Linked DNA regions of Mus musculus: region 2 is linked to region 1. Evidence: chromatin contacts called from ENCODE Hi-C data. All regions are on one chromosome and are shown on one strand. Each heading gives the region's core, a stretch centred on a gene start or an enhancer-like site at or near the end of the contact. The rest is flanking DNA. Distances are from core to core; before and after follow the strand shown. Region 1 holds the start of Sox21 (SRY (sex determining region Y)-box 21). Region 2 holds the start of Zic2 (zinc finger protein of the cerebellum 2).

Region 1 (4,296 bases), core at 1,242-3,741:
AAGGAGGCTATGAGGCGGGGGAGGGCAGTATCAGGACACCCACAGACTTTCCATGCAAGTCTGCTCTGTTTCCCACTGGATACTTCTGTGGCTCGGGCACTACCGTGTCCCTAAAGAAAGCAGAGTCTCCTGGTGAAACTAACCAGGTGGTCTGCTCTCTGCGTGCTTCCTAAGAGTCGACAGGACCCATCGCACTGACAAGTCTCTATCATTTCCTTGTCTTTTACCTATTCCTCATATGGGCCATTCCCTTTCCTATAACCTACATATTCATCATTCAGAAGGGACTGCACCCTAGTTGTTTAAGCATGTGCCATTCTACCGATCTGAACATAACAGGGGAGCAAATGAAAACTGAATTTACATTTGCACACACACACACACACACACACACACACACACACACACACACACACACACACAAAGGTTTGGGGCTTTCCCTTATTAAAAGCTCTGCTGGGCTCATGCCAGAGGGGTCTGGAGGTTGATGGGTAACAGGGAAACTATTTTCTTTTATCTCACAATTATTGAGGATGCTCTTTTCTTCAGATGTGAAGGTCTCAGGACAAGAATACTGACCCCCCACCCCCCCAAAAATCCAGAAGTGATAAACCAAAGCATCGCCCATTTTGAACTGTGCTAAGTTTTGTTTCATGAACACAGGTCGCACACACAATTATTTTCTTTTTATGATGTCTCTGCTTTCTACTGAGTTTTCTAACTTGGCTCACTTGCTAAAAGGGCAATGTTACATAGTTTATACTGGGGTTATTCACAAAAGTTTTATGTATTTGATTTTTGACAACTTATAGCATACATAAGCATAGATTTCAGTCATATATACAAACATTTCTATGCAATCATAATTTATTGCATGTTTATAAGATAAATTTGAAGCGCATAAATTATTTAAATTACCAACATAAATTGATTTCTTCAGCCTTCAATCTTTTTATGTCAAGATAATTTTCATTACTAGACTCAACTTTATTCAGAATTAGTGAATAACAGTTTTCATATATTGTGTTCCCATATATATGTTCTTTGTGTGACAGTGGGTAATATTTTGTCTCAAAACTATTATGCAAGTTGGTAGGTTGAAAGCTCAGAGACAGTAATTTTGTAGTTTATCATCATGAAACAGTGTATTTAATATCCTAGTCTATGTAATTACACTTGCCAGAGTCTTAGCATCGCACCACCCAGAGTCTGAATGACAGTGTCTACAAAAGTGAGGTAAAGAATTATGATTCTAGAGGAATCAGTTCAATTGTTTTAGCAACAGGAGAGCAAAAACAATACAAAATAAGCATTTACAAACATGACAGCTAAGGAAAACAGAAACCCACTTAACATGCCACTGCTGACTGGCATGTCTGTTATCACAACAAACATTTCAAAAGCCATCGCCTTCTTCAATTTAAATGAGCAACAAAACAAGCCCAATTCTTAAATAAATAGGAGTGCAAACCAATTCATGTTAATGCCCTGATTACAAATCAATGGTTCAAAGGTCCCGTGTGTGTACAAACTGGACATAAATTGCAAAAAGACATTTTAAAAAAAGCTAACCGTGTATACGAATGTGTTACTTGCAAACAGCCAAAGGAAGACAAGTAATCTGCCTGAAACACAAAGTCCCTGAGGAGGGGGGTTCCCCAGGAATATTCGGGGGTGCTATTTGATTTTTGATTGTGTATAGCGTCAATTATAATAGCTCTAACTACCAAGCAAGAAAACTGGCTCAACAGCATAAAAACTGTCAGAGTAGAACATTTTTAAAATTTTTATTTAGAGAAATGATTTATGCTTTTGATTTGAAGCAGCTTTGCCCTATCGTTGAGAGACTGCAAACGTTAAAGAAACAACACAGAGATAGCTCTGACGACCAGAATTAAAAGAAGGCAAAACAAGACAGAAGACAACTGTTTAAAAAAGCTGTGTATTCAGAAGGGGATGCGGGCTCAACCTAGGCTCATTCCTTTTCCAAAGGCTTGCCAAAAATGTTCTGTCCATCCTGGGCTACTTTCCACTCCACTACCTCTGAGTGCAACCATGAGGCAAGAAACTGCCGGAGGCGTCTGTTGCGAGTCACACCTGGCCCTCCAAGGAAAATGAGTACTTTCTTGCCATTCGGAACAGTCTCAAACACTTTCAAAGACTCTTCCCCCACTCCCACCCCCAGGCTCAACCCTCTTCCTCGCCAGTTTCTGAAGCTCTTTTCCTCTGGTGTACCGCTTTCATCCTCCCGGAAGAGCAGCCAGCAGAGCACCAGCAGCGCTGGGCAGAACAGGGGAGCCGCCGGCGACACCAAGCTCCAAACAGTGCGCAGACTCCGCGGCGCGCGGCGGACACTCCACTCGCCTAAACCTGCACTCAAAGTGAAAAAAGAGTAGGAGGAGGAGTGTTGGGAGGGGGGACGGGAGGAGGCTCCGCTGGTCCCTCCTCCCTCCTGGACTCCCCGGCTCCTCCTCCGCACTCCCAGGATATACACACACACTCACACACGGCCGCGGCTGGACATGCACACCCAGCGCCCGCTGCCGGCGCCAACACTCGCAGGTGGCGACACTCACCTGAGCCGGGCTGCAGTCGCCTCGGAAGCGGCGGAGCGAAAGCCTGGGCCCGGAGCTGGGAAAGCAGGAGCAGCCCCAGAGCAGACCTGCGATCTGAGGTGATATAGCACGTTTTCTTTAATCCCCGTCCTCCTCCAGGACCTGGATCCCTGCATCCTTCCAGCCTGCGGCGCCCGGAGTAGCCGGGACCCAGGGGCTCGCGGGCGCGGCACCCACGCGGGCGCACGCTCGGAGGCGCGCTCACCGAGAGGGGCGCGGCTGAGCCCGGGCCGGAAACTTGGGAGAAGTTAGTTGCAAGTGTCTGGCTGCTGCGACCGGAGCTGGGAGAAGGCGCCCGGGCCTGGCCGGCCGCGCCGCACCGAGCAGCCCTCCGCTTCTGGAGTGCTCCGGGAGCCCGAGACCTTCAGTGCGCCCGGGGAAGCTGGGAGCCAGCGGAGCAAGCATGGCCCCGGGGACAGCCTGCAGCAGCGAGTCGGAGAACCCGGACAGTCTCCACTGAGGCCCGGCGACTCAGGCTAACTCAAAACCTCAGCCCGCCTCCTTCCTCTCCTCTCCTGTGCCAAAGCCCGGCAGCAAGATTCTCCAGGCAGGTGCCCGGGGACAGCGTCAGCCCTCAGCAGAACTACAGGATTGGGGGTTCCATCAGCGCGCCCTGACCCCGACACAGAAGACGGGCCGCTGCAGTGTTTGTGTTTCTGTCCGCCGCCCTGCTCTGCGCGCCCCGACCCTACCCCTCCTCTTCCTCTTCGCGGCCACCCCTCCCCCACTCCCATCTGCTTCTGTCAAATGAGAAAGTCACCGGGGAGAACCCAAACACTCCAGCCGCCGAGAGCCCCCTTTGGCACTTGGCAGCACGCGGCGGCGGGCTTCTCGGCTCAACTTGGTGGATCCTCCGCCGCTCAACTTTCGGGGCTGCTTGGCTTTTAAGGCGCTGAAGACAGAGGAGAGGGGAGAGCAGAACCAGGCAGCGGCCACCTGCAGGGAGTTGGCGAGCCAAAGCAACGGGACAGAGGACAAAAAAGCAGAGGGCAGAGTGACACCGCGGAGTGGGGACACCGAGGAGAAGTTTCAGGGTCCCGGAGAGGATTTTTTCTTAGAGCTCGACCAGACAGACCAAAGCGGTCCGGGACGCAGCGCCCCGACCCAGGGCTGGTCGTCTGGTCCTCTCTTCCCGCGCGGGAACGACGCGGGGACGCACGGCCGCCCGCTGAGCCGGTTCCCTCTGGCAGCCAACATTGATTTCCTCCGGGCGGAGGCCGAGGGCCCCGGTGGCGGCGGCGGCGGGCTGCAGCCGCGGCACGGCGACAGCATGTCCAAGCCTGTGGACCACGTCAAGCGGCCCATGAACGCCTTCATGGTGTGGTCGCGGGCTCAGCGGCGGAAGATGGCCCAGGAGAACCCTAAGATGCACAACTCGGAGATCAGCAAGCGCCTGGGCGCCGAGTGGAAGCTGCTCACCGAGTCGGAGAAGCGGCCGTTCATCGACGAGGCGAAGCGCCTGCGAGCCATGCACATGAAGGAGCATCCCGACTACAAGTACCGGCCGCGGCGCAAGCCCAAGACGCTGCTCAAAAAGGACAAGTTCGCCTTCCCCGTGCCCTACGGCCTGGGCAGCGTGGCGGACGCCGAGCACCCGGCGCTCAAGGCGGGAGCCGGGCTGCACGCGGGCGCGGGCGGCGGCCTGGTCCCCGAGTCTCTGCTCGCGAACCCCGAGAAGGCG
Region 2 (4,296 bases), core at 470-2,969, 4.2 Mb before region 1:
CTAGAGCCGAATTGTTTTATTTTGTGCGCTCTATTTAGAACGGAAATATTGAGCAGGACGGGCGGGTGGGGGGTGGCAATCGCATCACTCCAAGCATATATTTGGTATTACGCTGATCGTTTAAAAGTTCAATTTCCGCACATGGAAAAATCCCAGTCTAATAATACTCTTACCATCCTCCAACAAAAACAAGCCCTGGCTGTCCTGCGCTCTCCCATTCCAGGTCCCTGGCTGATGGTCATTCCCCAACGCGTACGAACACACACACACACACACACACACACACACACACACGCTCAGTCTGTGCATTTATTTCTCCTCGAGGTGCCTCTTCCCACTGCTGACCCACGATTACCTGTATGAGTTCTTTTGTGGATCTTGAGGTTCTCGGAGCGTGCGAAGACCTTGCCACAGCCCGGGAAAGGACAGGGGAAGGGCTTCTCGCCAGTGTGCACGCGGATGTGGTTGACCAGTTTGTATTTGGCCTTAAAGGGTTTGCCCTCGCGTGGACACTCCTCCCAGAAGCAGACGTGGTTGCTCTGTTCCGGGCCGCCGACGTGCTCCACAGAGACGTGGGTCACCAGCTCGTGCATGGTGCTGAAAGTTTTGTTGCAGCTTTTCTTGGGATTGCTTAGCTGCTCCGGGTCGATCCACTTGCAGATGAGCTCTTGCTTGATGCACTGCTGCCGCATGTAGCGGAAAAAGGCACCAGGGTGGTGGTGGTGATGGTGGTGGTGGGCTGCGGCCGCTGCCATGTTCATCCCCATGTTCATATTCATAGGGCCGTACTGGTTGTGGAGCTGCGCCGCCGAGTAGGGGTCGGTCCGCGGGCTGGCCACTTGGCGGTATTGCTCCGAGCGCCCGAACACCTCGCCCGGCAGCCCTAGGCGCATTTGCCCATTGAGCACGTTCTGCGAGGCGTGCGGCCCGTGCTGCTCCGGGAGGCCAGGGAAAAGAAGGTGGCCCTGCGCGTCCGAGTGCGCGTGGTGAAGGCCGCCGGCGCCGGGTCCGAAGAGCCCGTGCTGCCCGCCTCCCGGCGCCGAGTCCCCGAAGCCCCGGCTGCGGAACAGGAAGTCCCGGGTGGAATTAAAGGGAGGCCCCGAATAGGAGCCAACGTGTGCGGCGTGGGGCCCTAGAGCCGCGGCCGCAGCGGCTGCAGCAGCCGAACCCGGGTAAGCACCCGGACCTTGCGACGTGAACGCCGAACTCTGACCAGGAGACAGTTCGTGTGCCCCGGGGTTGAGCTTGAAGGCGCCCATGTGCGCCGCGGCCGAGTCCACGAAGCCGTTCTGAGCTGCCGCCAGGCTCAGCTCGCGGTCCTGCATCTCGGCCGCCGCAGCCGCCGCTGCCGCGGCCGAGTGGTGGTGGTGGCGCGCGAAGCTGCCCACCCCGATGGCCGGGAACTGCGGCCCCGCGTCCAGAAGCATGGCCAGCGCGCCCGGCCGCCCCGCCGGCGCCGGTGAACCCCGCCGCCTGGATTTCCTCTTCGGATCGGCGAGGCGCGTCCTCTGGACGCCCGGCTCCGTGAACCGGCGGTGGAAATACTGGCGACTGCAGTCTCGGGAGCCGGGCTGGTGCGCCCGCCGCCGCCGCCTGTATCTGCCTCAGGCGGCCGGGCACCGAGCGAAGGCGCGGAGAGGAAGAGGAGGCGGCGGCGGAGGAGGCGCGGGAGGAGGAGGTGGAGGAGGAGAAGAGTCCAAAGCCAGGCGGAGAACCAAAGTGTATTAAAGGAGCTGCGGCGGGGGCGGGCGGGCAGGGCAGGGGAGGGCGGGCGGGAGGAGGGAGCGGAGGGAGGTGTGGGGAGCGGAGGAGAGGGGGGCCGCCGGAGGGCGAGCTCAGCGCCGCGGCCCCCACCCCTGCGCGCCCCCGCGCGCGCACGCACGCACGCACTCACTCGCTAGCTGCCTTGTACTGCCGGCGGACCAGGAGCCTGGCTGAGATCAGCGGCATCCGCCGAATGAAGTCAACGCGGCTGCGGGGCCACAGTGCCCTAGGGCAGTGGCTGTGCGCACACAAGCTGGCAGGGAGCGGACAGCAACAAGCTCCGCCAGCCCCAGAGCCTGGCGCACCCGCCGCTCCACCTGATCTCCGCAGGGGCGCTGGGCAGCCGGGAGGAGGAGGCTAGGCGTCGAGTCCACGGCGCTCTCGGGTGGCCGCTCCCTCCCCCGAGGCCTTGCTCACGCCGCCCAGAGCGCTGCCGGTATTGTTCGGCTTCGCGGTTGCTGCGGGGGTTTAGCCCTCTTGGCCCTCCGAGCTTGGCATTGGCGACGCCCGGAGTAGTAAACTTGCAGCGGTCACGAATTCCCCTAGATGAAGGAAACGGGCGCGTCGTCCCCTCTTTCTTTAAGTTGGGCTGGAGGAGGAGGGAGGGGGAGGAGCAGGGGAGGGGGGGACTGTGGGAGGGGAGAAGGCGAGGAGGGGGAGGGGAGCAGGGTGAGGCTAGTCTGAAAAACAATAACAACAATAAAAAAGTGTTCTCTGGTTCTCCCCCTTCCTCCAGCCGATCTGTTCTGGGCGCTAGTCCGGGAATGAGTGCTCGCATCAGCGAGGACAGAGCGAAGTCCTCGGCACAAGCAAATGCTAGGAGGCCAACACGAGTTCTTCCTCTCTCGCGGCTGCAGTGGGCAGCCTTCGCCACCGCCTCTGTTTATTTCGGTGGGCGCTGAGGCCGCAGCAGCAGCCTTTTATTTTTTTATTTTTTGTCCCCTCCTTTTCCTCTCCCCTCCCCCGCGTACCCGCCGGGTCTCCCGCCCGGGTATCCCTCCCTCCTTATCCAAGGCTCGGCCTCCTGGTCACACCGCCCCTTTAACGGGGACTCCCGCCCATCCCGCCCTCCAGAAACCGCTATTGGCCATCACGGCCTCGTCAATCCTTCGCCCAGCCCGCCCCACCTTCCCTGAGCCCCGCTTGGGTTGTGCAGCTGCAGCAGCGGCCCAACGCACCCATAGACTGGGCCTGCCAGCATGCAGGGTTTCGTTCGCGCGTCTGGCTCTGTGGCTCCCGTCACCAGCCGGCTAATTCAAGAGTTCAGCTGCGAGCCTAACGCGGTGCCAGGTCTATGGGTCTTGTCCCCTTCCGCCCGATCCTGCTCCCGTATACTTTGTCAGAGGCCACCAACTCCCCAGAGATTGCATCCACTACCAAAGTACACCGAAAAATCCGGGAACTCTAGTCCAAAGCACCCTTAGCTATAGAGTCACCAAGCCCGAGACCCTGAGGGAGCGAAGAGACTTTTCCTGACAAGGACAGGTCTTTCCCAGTCTGGACAGGCACTCTACTTTCTCCATTCTCACCTTGACCAATTTGCTTTGAGGCGTTAAAGCGTGGATGAAGGATGGTGGACACAGATAGTCAAACTTATCCCTTCTTTCCACTCCCTGGACATTCGTCTATACACCGCCCCCATCCCAGGCGGTGGTCCCCACCTGCCCCTGGGCGCACTTAGCTCACCCCTGCCCCCACCCCATCCCCACCTCCCCACCCCCCGCCCTGGCCGCTCATGTTCAGCTCAGATTACAGGAGTAAACTAGGCAGCAGACCCTGAGGGGCAGTTTAGACGTCATTTAAAGACAGTGTCTCCCTCCGGGTGGATACCTCCTGACCCGGTCCACAGCCACATTGGTTCTGGAAGTGGAATGCCCAGAATCAAGCAAGGTTTAGGCCTTAATTTGGCTGTTGCCGTATCAGAATCAGGGCCTCAGAAAAAATAAACTGTGGGGCTTACGGTAAGTGTCACTCTTTGGTGAAGCCACCGCAAAGCTTCCCAAGCGCCGCCCTCGAACCCAGGCTGGCTTCCCACTAAGAACATGGCTGTCCCACCGCCCTCAGATTGGTAAGAGGTAATGGGAAAGGGAATTGCGGGCCAAGAGTTTGGGGAAGTGTAAAGGTTCAGCCCGTGACCATCGTCTTCCTTCACCTTTCGCAGGCCTGAGAACTGCTTTTATTAATAAATCTCTGGAAACTGAGATAAAATTCGCGCAAGAGAATAACAACATACTTCGAAATTTATATTGAAATGAAATCACCAAAAACGCTGGAAGAAGACTCTTGTTGAGATTTGCTGCAATGAATATGAGCTCCTGCCTGATCAAACAACCTCTCAAACCTTAGGTGGGTCTGGCTCAACTGTTGGAGCCAACCTTTCTACCAAGGCTCCCTCTGTTTCCTCCGTGTTCCCCATTCCTTGGTAAGGGGGACGGGAGAAACGACCACAAGAAAAAGGCATCTTGACCGAAATCATGAGCTTTCCTAGAAGCTGGAGAGAGGAAATGGTCCTCTTTCCTCCCATTCCCCTAC

What was found. Hi-C counts contacts between places; a loop is a spot of excess contacts on that map.
Region 2: a map of heart shows a loop between it and region 1 (16-fold over the local background). The contact joins the promoter of Zic2 here to the promoter of Sox21 in region 1. A Hi-C loop is called at or near these places in 8 of 37 maps with a recorded cell type or tissue (gastrocnemius, heart and left cerebral cortex).

The regions. Positions count from the first base shown.
Region 1 is chr14:118,235,225-118,239,520 of GRCm38, reverse strand. Sox21 (SRY (sex determining region Y)-box 21) reads left to right here and starts at 2,491. Exons shown (of 1, transcript NM_177753.3): 1 at 2,491-4,296. The coding sequence starts at 3,886. Gm4675 (predicted gene 4675) reads right to left here and starts at 3,289. Exons shown (of 3, transcript NR_131969.1): 1 at 2,577-3,289.
Region 2 is chr14:122,472,807-122,477,102 of GRCm38, reverse strand. It overlaps Zic2 (zinc finger protein of the cerebellum 2), which reads right to left and starts at 1,719. Exons shown (of 3, transcript NM_009574.3): 1 at 356-1,719. The coding sequence starts at 1,427. It overlaps 2610035F20Rik (RIKEN cDNA 2610035F20 gene), which reads left to right and starts at 1,904. Exons shown (of 5, transcript NR_045046.1): 1 at 1,904-2,200; 2 at 2,501-2,655; 3 at 3,926-4,110.